Regions from separate parts of the Homo sapiens genome. Here all the other regions are linked to region 3. A link is a loop called in an ENCODE intact Hi-C map of the cell type or tissue named here. Cell type or tissue: MCF 10A. All regions are shown on one strand. Region 1 has its middle 100 kb from the start of LINC01505. Region 2 has its middle 16 kb from the start of ZNF462. Region 3 has its middle 69 kb from the start of ZNF462.

Region 1 (2,500 bases), 77 kb after region 3:
CATCAATTATCCTAAAGATGCTTTTTTACTTTATGAAATTGCTTTCTGTAGAGGAAATGATTGTTCTGGAGCCAAGCAAATAGTGTGATGTGATGGAATACTTACCCTACTTAATAGAAGACACTTTTCAAAGGACGTGTTCATTTATAAGCAAACTGTTAACTTACCCATTTTTTGAAGTATGCCCCTTATGAAACTTTTAGCATTAATACTTTTTAGTTGCTTTAGTTTAAATATCTGTATCTTTTTGAAAGTAACATGATGGATTTTTAAAAAAAGGATTTTATAATCTACATTTTTCATTAATTCAAGCAGATTTTTCCTTAATCATTCTGAATGAATCATACTTCTCTGAACATCTGAATGACATGTACTAAAGAAGTATAATAATAATAACTTACTTTGGTTAAAAGTACTATGTGCTGGGCATGGTTTTAAGCAAGAATTCATCCATTTACAAAGTTTTACTCCCTCAGTCTTCACAGCAACTATATGAAGTAATTACAATTTTGATAATATTTTACTGATGAAGAAGCTAAATCACAGAGAGGCTAAGTGATTTGTACTAGGACATATTGTTAGTAAGAAGCAAAGCAGGATTCTGGCTCCAGAATCTGCATTCTTTTTACCATATTATTTCTGTTTAACAAGTTTCTGATTTTACAGCATTCCAGTTAGAAGAAGAAGTAAACTTTGAAATCCCTGCACATGGTTCTCAACATCCTGCTTTAGGGTAGCTTCATAAAAAGTATCTAACTATGCTATGCTATGCTGTGGGAGAAAAGTAATTTTATTGCCTAGGTTCACACTTCCACAGAGACAGGTAGGCAGATTGAACACCTTTTTGCGTGTGAAGATTAAAAGAGATATTATATATAATCTCTCCTTTAAAGACCTGACAGGTAAAATAAATATCCCTCAGAAGTGGGAGATTTTCTCCCCCCTCTCATTTGACAAATGCCATATGGTCTACTTAAAATTTTTTGATACTGTTCCTTGAGGGAAAAGTTACTCCTTGTAATCTGAGTTTCTGTTTGAAGATAAAGAATAATCACACTGAGAATGGCTTCCAAGTAGTTTCTCAAGTTTAAGTAGCCTCCTTGTGCCTGCAGTGGGGAGTTGCATTCCAATGCAATGTGTAACTGGGTATTTTTCATGTTGTGCAAAAGCATTCCATTGTATCTTTAATTTCTACATTATTGATATTAATGATATGACTATGTTTTAGACACGGCCACCATGTCAAATGCACTTTCCACGAAGTGTCCAGTATTTCCACAAACACAGTGAGCATCTATTATGTTCTTGCCTCAGAATAACAAGACACAGGACTTATTGTCTAGGCAGAAAGCTCTGGAACACAACATAAACACAGAGAATAAATAAAGGCAGGGGAAGAGAAGTCCTTCTACCTAACCACAAATTCAAGCATTCAAGAAAAGACCTGCACAATGAACAGTTTTGTGAATTATGAATGAACCTTACCATATAACTTCTTGCTTCTTCAGTCTACCACAACAGATTTTTTTTTCCACCTCTGGGCAACTGGGTTCATGATTAATCCTTTGCATCTCTTGGCCTTTTTGGATAGAAGAGAGTATTTTAATCCGGTAGTCTACTGACATTTCTTTTTCCTGTAGTTAGAAAAACTAATTTATATTGTCTTAAAGTAATACTGATGTTGCAAGTTAGAAAAATGCAAGAAAAAAAGTGAAAATTATTTGTAACCTAGTATTCAGAGATTATTTCTATTAACACTTGAAAAGATTTGTCTAGCCTTTTGCATATCTATCTATCTATATATATATAGTATATAATAAGGTTAACAAGGTTATACTATACATGTGGTTGTTTATACTGCTTTTAAAAATAATTTAATAATATTTGCACATTTTCCTGTGTTGTTAAAGAAGGGAAAATGAGTACAACAACTTTGGAAAAAGATCTGGCAGTTATTTATTAAACTACACATGCACATACCCTATGACTCAACAATTCCATCCTATGTATAAAGTCCAAGAGGAAATAAAACATTTATTCACAAAATACTCGTACAAGAATGTTATGTCAGCTTTATTTGTTATAGTAAAAAATTGGAAGTAGCTCAGATATCCATCAACAGGTGAATGGATGAACAAATTGGTGTATTCATACAATGGAATATTACTTGGCCACAACCACTCATGTCATTGCATAGGTTTGGTGCAAAAGTAATTTCAGTTTTTGCCATTACTTTTAATATCCCATACCATTGACAGATACAACAGCATGAATAAATCTCCAAGGCATGATGCTGGGTGAAAGAAACCAGAATAAAAAAAAAGTACATGTTGTATGATTCCATTTATATGAAGTTCTAAACCAGGACAATGGTTTCCTTTCAAGGTTGGGATAGGGCAAAGGCAACATTGATTAGAAAAGCATGCAAAAGAATTTTTCAGAGTGATACAATATTCTACATTTTAATAAAAACTTGTGTGACACAGGTGCGTACATTTGT
Region 2 (2,500 bases), 53 kb before region 3:
GTGAGAATACTACATATCAAAACTTATGTGATGTCACACAATTGTAGTCATGTAAAAATTAATATCTTTAAATTTATATATATATATATACTCAGATATATGTATTCACTCTTTATTATAAAAGTAATGAATGCTTATTGGAAAATCTAAGGGTACAGAAAGTCTAGACATTAAAGTAAAAGTCCTATACTATTTAAAGATTTTGTGCTCATTCTCTGCATCTAGTATTATTTTGTCATCTCACCATCCAACAAAGCAAATCAAATGCATAAACAACTTTATAGCAATATTACTTGTAAATATGGACTTGAAACTCCTGTATAAAATAGTTTATATAAAAAATCTCATGTTGTATGAAAGAAATGATTCTTCATGAATAAATAAGGTTATCCCAGAAAACCAAGGATGCTCAAAACCAGAAAATCTATTGATGTTCCTTATTACATTAATTGAATGCAGTAGACCTACCATGTGATCATCTTGATATATGCCAAATAAGTAGTTGATATAATACTTATTTCTGACTTAAGAAAAAACAACAAAGCAAAAGTAAATTTTTAGTAATCCAGGACTAGAAGAACGCTTTTTTTATTGTCAGAGTATCAACCAGAAATTTATAGCACAAAACTTACTACTGAAATATTACAGGCATTCCTATTAAGGTCAGGAATTAAAAAGAGGAATACCTGCTATTTACTGATACAATTCAACACTTCACTGAGGTCCCAGCCTTTTAGATAATGCAAGAAATAGTAAGAAGTATTAGAAAGATCAAAACCAAAATTCATTATCTGCAAATGCAAATTCGAAACTCTAAAACAAACCTCTAAAAAATTAGAGTTCAGCAAGGGAACTGAATACAAGGAATATATACAAAAATCAACAATTTTTCCATATGTCAGTAATATCTAAATAGGTTTGGATGCATTTAGCTGTAGTTAGAGAAACTGAATTAACCAAAATTTAAACCTTGTTTCCTTAAAAGGAAATCTGGAAAAAGGCAGTTTATCTATATGTTCAGTGGCTCTGTAGTATCTTCAAAGACTTCAGCAGTTTCCATATTTCTACCCCATCATTGCAACTCATTGCCTTTTTGTCTTCATATTTGTAGCCTCATGGCTACGTTATGGCTATTCCAACCAGATATAATGCCAGCTCATCAGCATTGAAAGTAGGAAGAAAGAATGGAGATAGGCACAAAGGGGCTTTCCTTGTACCAAGCAGTAAAATTTATCAGAATTTCCCTTATTACATATTTTGTAAAGGTAGGTGGCAAGTGTAGTAGGGAAAGTGAACATGAAGGAAATTACACAATCATTTGGATTGCTATATGACTGGCTTATACCAATCATGATTCATCCTCTGGGAATGGGCACATTGCTACTTCCAAATAAAATCAGAATTCTGTTAGCAAGAGAAGTGGTCAGAGGGCTTCTTGGTAGATGACTCTCAGTATATGCCACTATACGAATTATGACGCAGGTATAAGATATATACCAAAAAATCAATAGAGATAAAATCTCATTTACTCAACTGACAATTTTTTAAAACCCATAAAATATCTAGAATAAACAATAAAGTATGCAAGACCTATATAATTATATATTTTAAATTTACTAAAAGACTATAAAACATGAAAAATATAGAGACACGTCATGTTCCCATATGAAAAGCCTCAATATGGTAAAGTGTTGATTCTCCATATAATTATCTACAAATCCATAGCAGTCCTAATCAAAGTGACATCTTTTTATTACCTTGATAATTGATCCCAAAATTTATCTGTAGAAGGAAATGAACATTTAGAAAAGTAACACTACTATGTAGACTAACTCCTCATCAGATGTTATAAACATATAGTGATAAAAACAATGTGGTATTGGCACAAGAACAGAATACAATAGCAGAACAGAGAATGCGGCACAATACAGAGTATAAAGTCCAAAGGCAGACTATGTACATATAAGGATTAGTGTGCAGTAAGTATGGTATTTCAAATCAGTCAGAAATAATTGATTATTTTCCATTGAATTTTGAAGAATTATCTCTACTTGGGAAGAAATGGTTATATTTCTTTTTCACACTGTATACATAAACAAATTGCATACAGACTAATATAAACATAGAAAAACAAAATTATGCTAGAAGTCATGGGACAATATTTTTATAGTCTTGGGTGTGAAAGGGCTTTCCTAAGATGACATAAAATCCAGATGATTGACCAGTTAATCTACAAAATAAACCCTATAGGTGAAGAAAGTTAAAGACAAATGACTGGCCCAGTGCGGTGGCTCACGCCTGTAATCCCAGCACTTTGGGGGGCCGAGGCAGGTGGATCATGAGGTCAGGAGTTCAAGACCAGCCTGGCCAAGATGGTGAAACCGCATCTCTACTAAAAAAATACAAAAAATTAGCCGGGTGTGGTGGCACACGCCTGTAATCCTAGCTACTCCAGAGGCTGAGGCAGAGAATTGCTTAAACCTGGAGGGATGGAGGTTGC
Region 3 (2,500 bases):
ACCCTTAAGATCATCCTTAGCCCTTTAGAGACATATTCTGTGATCAAAATTTCTTATTCTAGAAGAGTCATGCAATTCATTATGGACCTGGGACACGATAAAGGGCTTAGCCTTATTTGTAGAGAAGAATCTGCCTGCTAAGACTTGAGAGGAAGAAAAAATGTAAAAGGTGGAAGGGCCTTTGAAACACTGATTTGTCATAAAATTATGGGTTTCTTGGTAAATTTGTATGCAGCTACTTCCTGAAAATGAGTATGCATTGTAAAAAATGGTCAGTTTAGTCCTCCAACATTTTGAGGCTGAACAAAGTTGAGGCATAAATTGTTTATGGTAAGAGGCTGGTTTCTGTCAAGAAAACAGTCCCAAAAATCCAAGGAGCAGTTTTTTTGTTGATGAATTCAATGCCAAAGGATGCTTCTTCTACATGAGACAATGAGGTGACTTAACCATGGCTGCATTTTGTGGAATAAAAATGTGAAAGGTGAATAGCTCTAGGACGGCTTGAAGACATTATTTTTGGAGACCATGTGACATGGATTGCACTTCATTTCAGAAGAGTGAATAGCAGGGAAAGTAATGCAACAGACCAAGAAGAAAGCTTGTTCAACTCCTCTTTTTGGAATCAATCCCGGAGTTTTCACTGCTCGCTATTCTCTGATGACTTCCAAATTTATATCTCTAGCTCGGAGCTTTGCAATGAACTCTAGACCCAGTTTCCAACTACCTGTATAACAGTCCTACTAGCATGTCTTGCATACACATACTGCTCATCTGAACAACAAAATCTATGCTGCCTCTGCTTCTCTTGTCTTTATTCTAGCTTGAGTCATTATAGGTTACAGACTCTTCCTTCTCTCTTGTTCCTTGCATTCTATCAATCATTACGATCTGCTCATCCTACCTTAGAATATTCCTCAAGTCCAATTCTTCCACTTCATTTCTCACTCATTATCACTACCTTAGATTTTTCTTGCCAAGATTATTGCAAACATTTCCCACGGATATCCCTGCCTCTGGATTTGCATCTTTCCAATTTTTCATACACTCTTCTGCCAGGATTTTCTTCCTAAAAAAATGTCATAAGGTTACTTCTCTGCTTAAAGACTTCCATTGTCGGCCGGGTGCCGTGGCCCCAGCATTTTGGGAGGCCGAAGCGAGCGGATCACGAGGTCAGGAGATCAAGACAATCCTGGCTAACACGGTGAAACCCCATCTCTACTAAAAATATAAAAAAATTAGCCAGCCGTAGTGGCAGGCGCCAGTAGTCCCAGCTACTTGGGAGGCTGAGGCAGGAGAAAGGCCTGAACCCGGGAGGCGGAGCTTGCAGTGAGCCGAGATAGCGCCACTGCACTCCAGCCTGGGAGACTGAGCAAGACTCCGTCTCAAAAAAAAAAAAAAAAAAAAAAGACTTCCATTGTTTACTCTTTGCCTGAGGGATAAAGTTCAAACTTGTTCATGTGGTTTACAAGCCCTTTCACAATCAGGACCCAGCTTATCTTTCCAATCTCATTACTTGCCCCTCCCTTCAAACACATACTCTTCACCAGCTTTCTTAATTCTGGTTTGTTTTCATAAGTGTTTTTGCCTCCTTAGAATCCCCTTCTCTACTTTTTCTTGGCCCCCCGCCCCCGATCCCCCCTGCCCAGGAATCCTAGTCATCTTTAAAAACTTAGCACAATGATTGATAACAGTTGCATTCATTGGCCATTTATTTTGCTTCAGGCACTATACTAAGTACTTTACATGGATCGTCTCAATCAGTGTTGTTTTTTTTTTTTTCCTGAGACGGAGTCTCGGCACTGTTGCCCAGGCTGGAGTGCAGTGGCGGGATCATCGTGGCTCACTGCAACCTCCGCCTCCCGGGTTCAAGCGATTCTCCTGCCTCAGCCTCCCAAGTAACTGGGATTATAGGTGCCCACCACCATGCCCGGCTAATTTTTTGCATTTTTAGTAGAGACGGGGTTTCACCATGTTGATCAGGCTGGTCTCGAACTCCTGACTGTCTTCTTATATTAATAAGAAAAATAAAACGAAATAGTGGTAAAGTATTGGGACAGTGAAAATTTTTGAGGGGTGGTATGGAGAGATAATGGGCGATGTTTCTCAGGGCTGCTTCGAGCGGGATTAGGGGCGGCGTGGGAACTTAGAGTGGGAGAGATGAAGCTGAAGGAAGATTTTGTGGTAAGGGGTGATATTATGGGGTTGTTAGAAGAAACATTTGTCATTTAGAATTATTGGTGATGGCCTGGATACAGTTTTGTATGAATTGAAAAACTAAACGGAATAAGAGAAGGAGAAACAAAGGTATTAAAGGACCAAGAATTGGGAGGACCTAGGACATCCAATTAGAGAGTGCCTAAGAAGGTTCAGCATAGCCTTGCCAGCAAAGATTATTTATTTACTTTAAGAGTTAAAAGTGGCGGTTTGGGGATAGCACCAGGAGATATCTGCTGTGATGGCTTGGAGAAACAGTGTAAACTGGCAGTGTAAACAAGAGCAG

The links. Peaks named below come from ENCODE experiments on the same cell type or tissue, not always from the same donor. Only the 100,000 strongest peaks of a DNase experiment are listed, where the experiment ranks them.
Region 1: it touches region 3 in a loop (3-fold over the local background); 4 of 110 quality-filtered maps call a loop at or near these places.
Region 2: a loop joins it to region 3, with 2.5 times the contacts of the local background. A loop is called at or near these places in 2 of 110 quality-filtered maps.

The regions. Positions count from the first base shown.
Region 1 is chr9:106,716,550-106,719,049 of GRCh38, reverse strand. No RefSeq gene overlaps it. Among named protein-coding and RNA genes, the nearest start is that of LINC01505, 100 kb to the right of the region's middle. In MCF 10A, a CTCF peak has its summit at 1,098; a DNase peak (open chromatin) is centred at 1,109.
Region 2 is chr9:106,845,897-106,848,396 of GRCh38, reverse strand. No RefSeq gene overlaps it. Among named protein-coding and RNA genes, the nearest start is that of ZNF462, 16 kb to the left of the region's middle. In MCF 10A, no CTCF peak of the experiment used is centred here; a DNase peak (open chromatin) is centred at 1,316.
Region 3 is chr9:106,793,350-106,795,849 of GRCh38, reverse strand. No RefSeq gene overlaps it. Among named protein-coding and RNA genes, the nearest start is that of ZNF462, 69 kb to the left of the region's middle. In MCF 10A, no CTCF peak of the experiment used is centred here; a DNase peak (open chromatin) is centred at 1,479.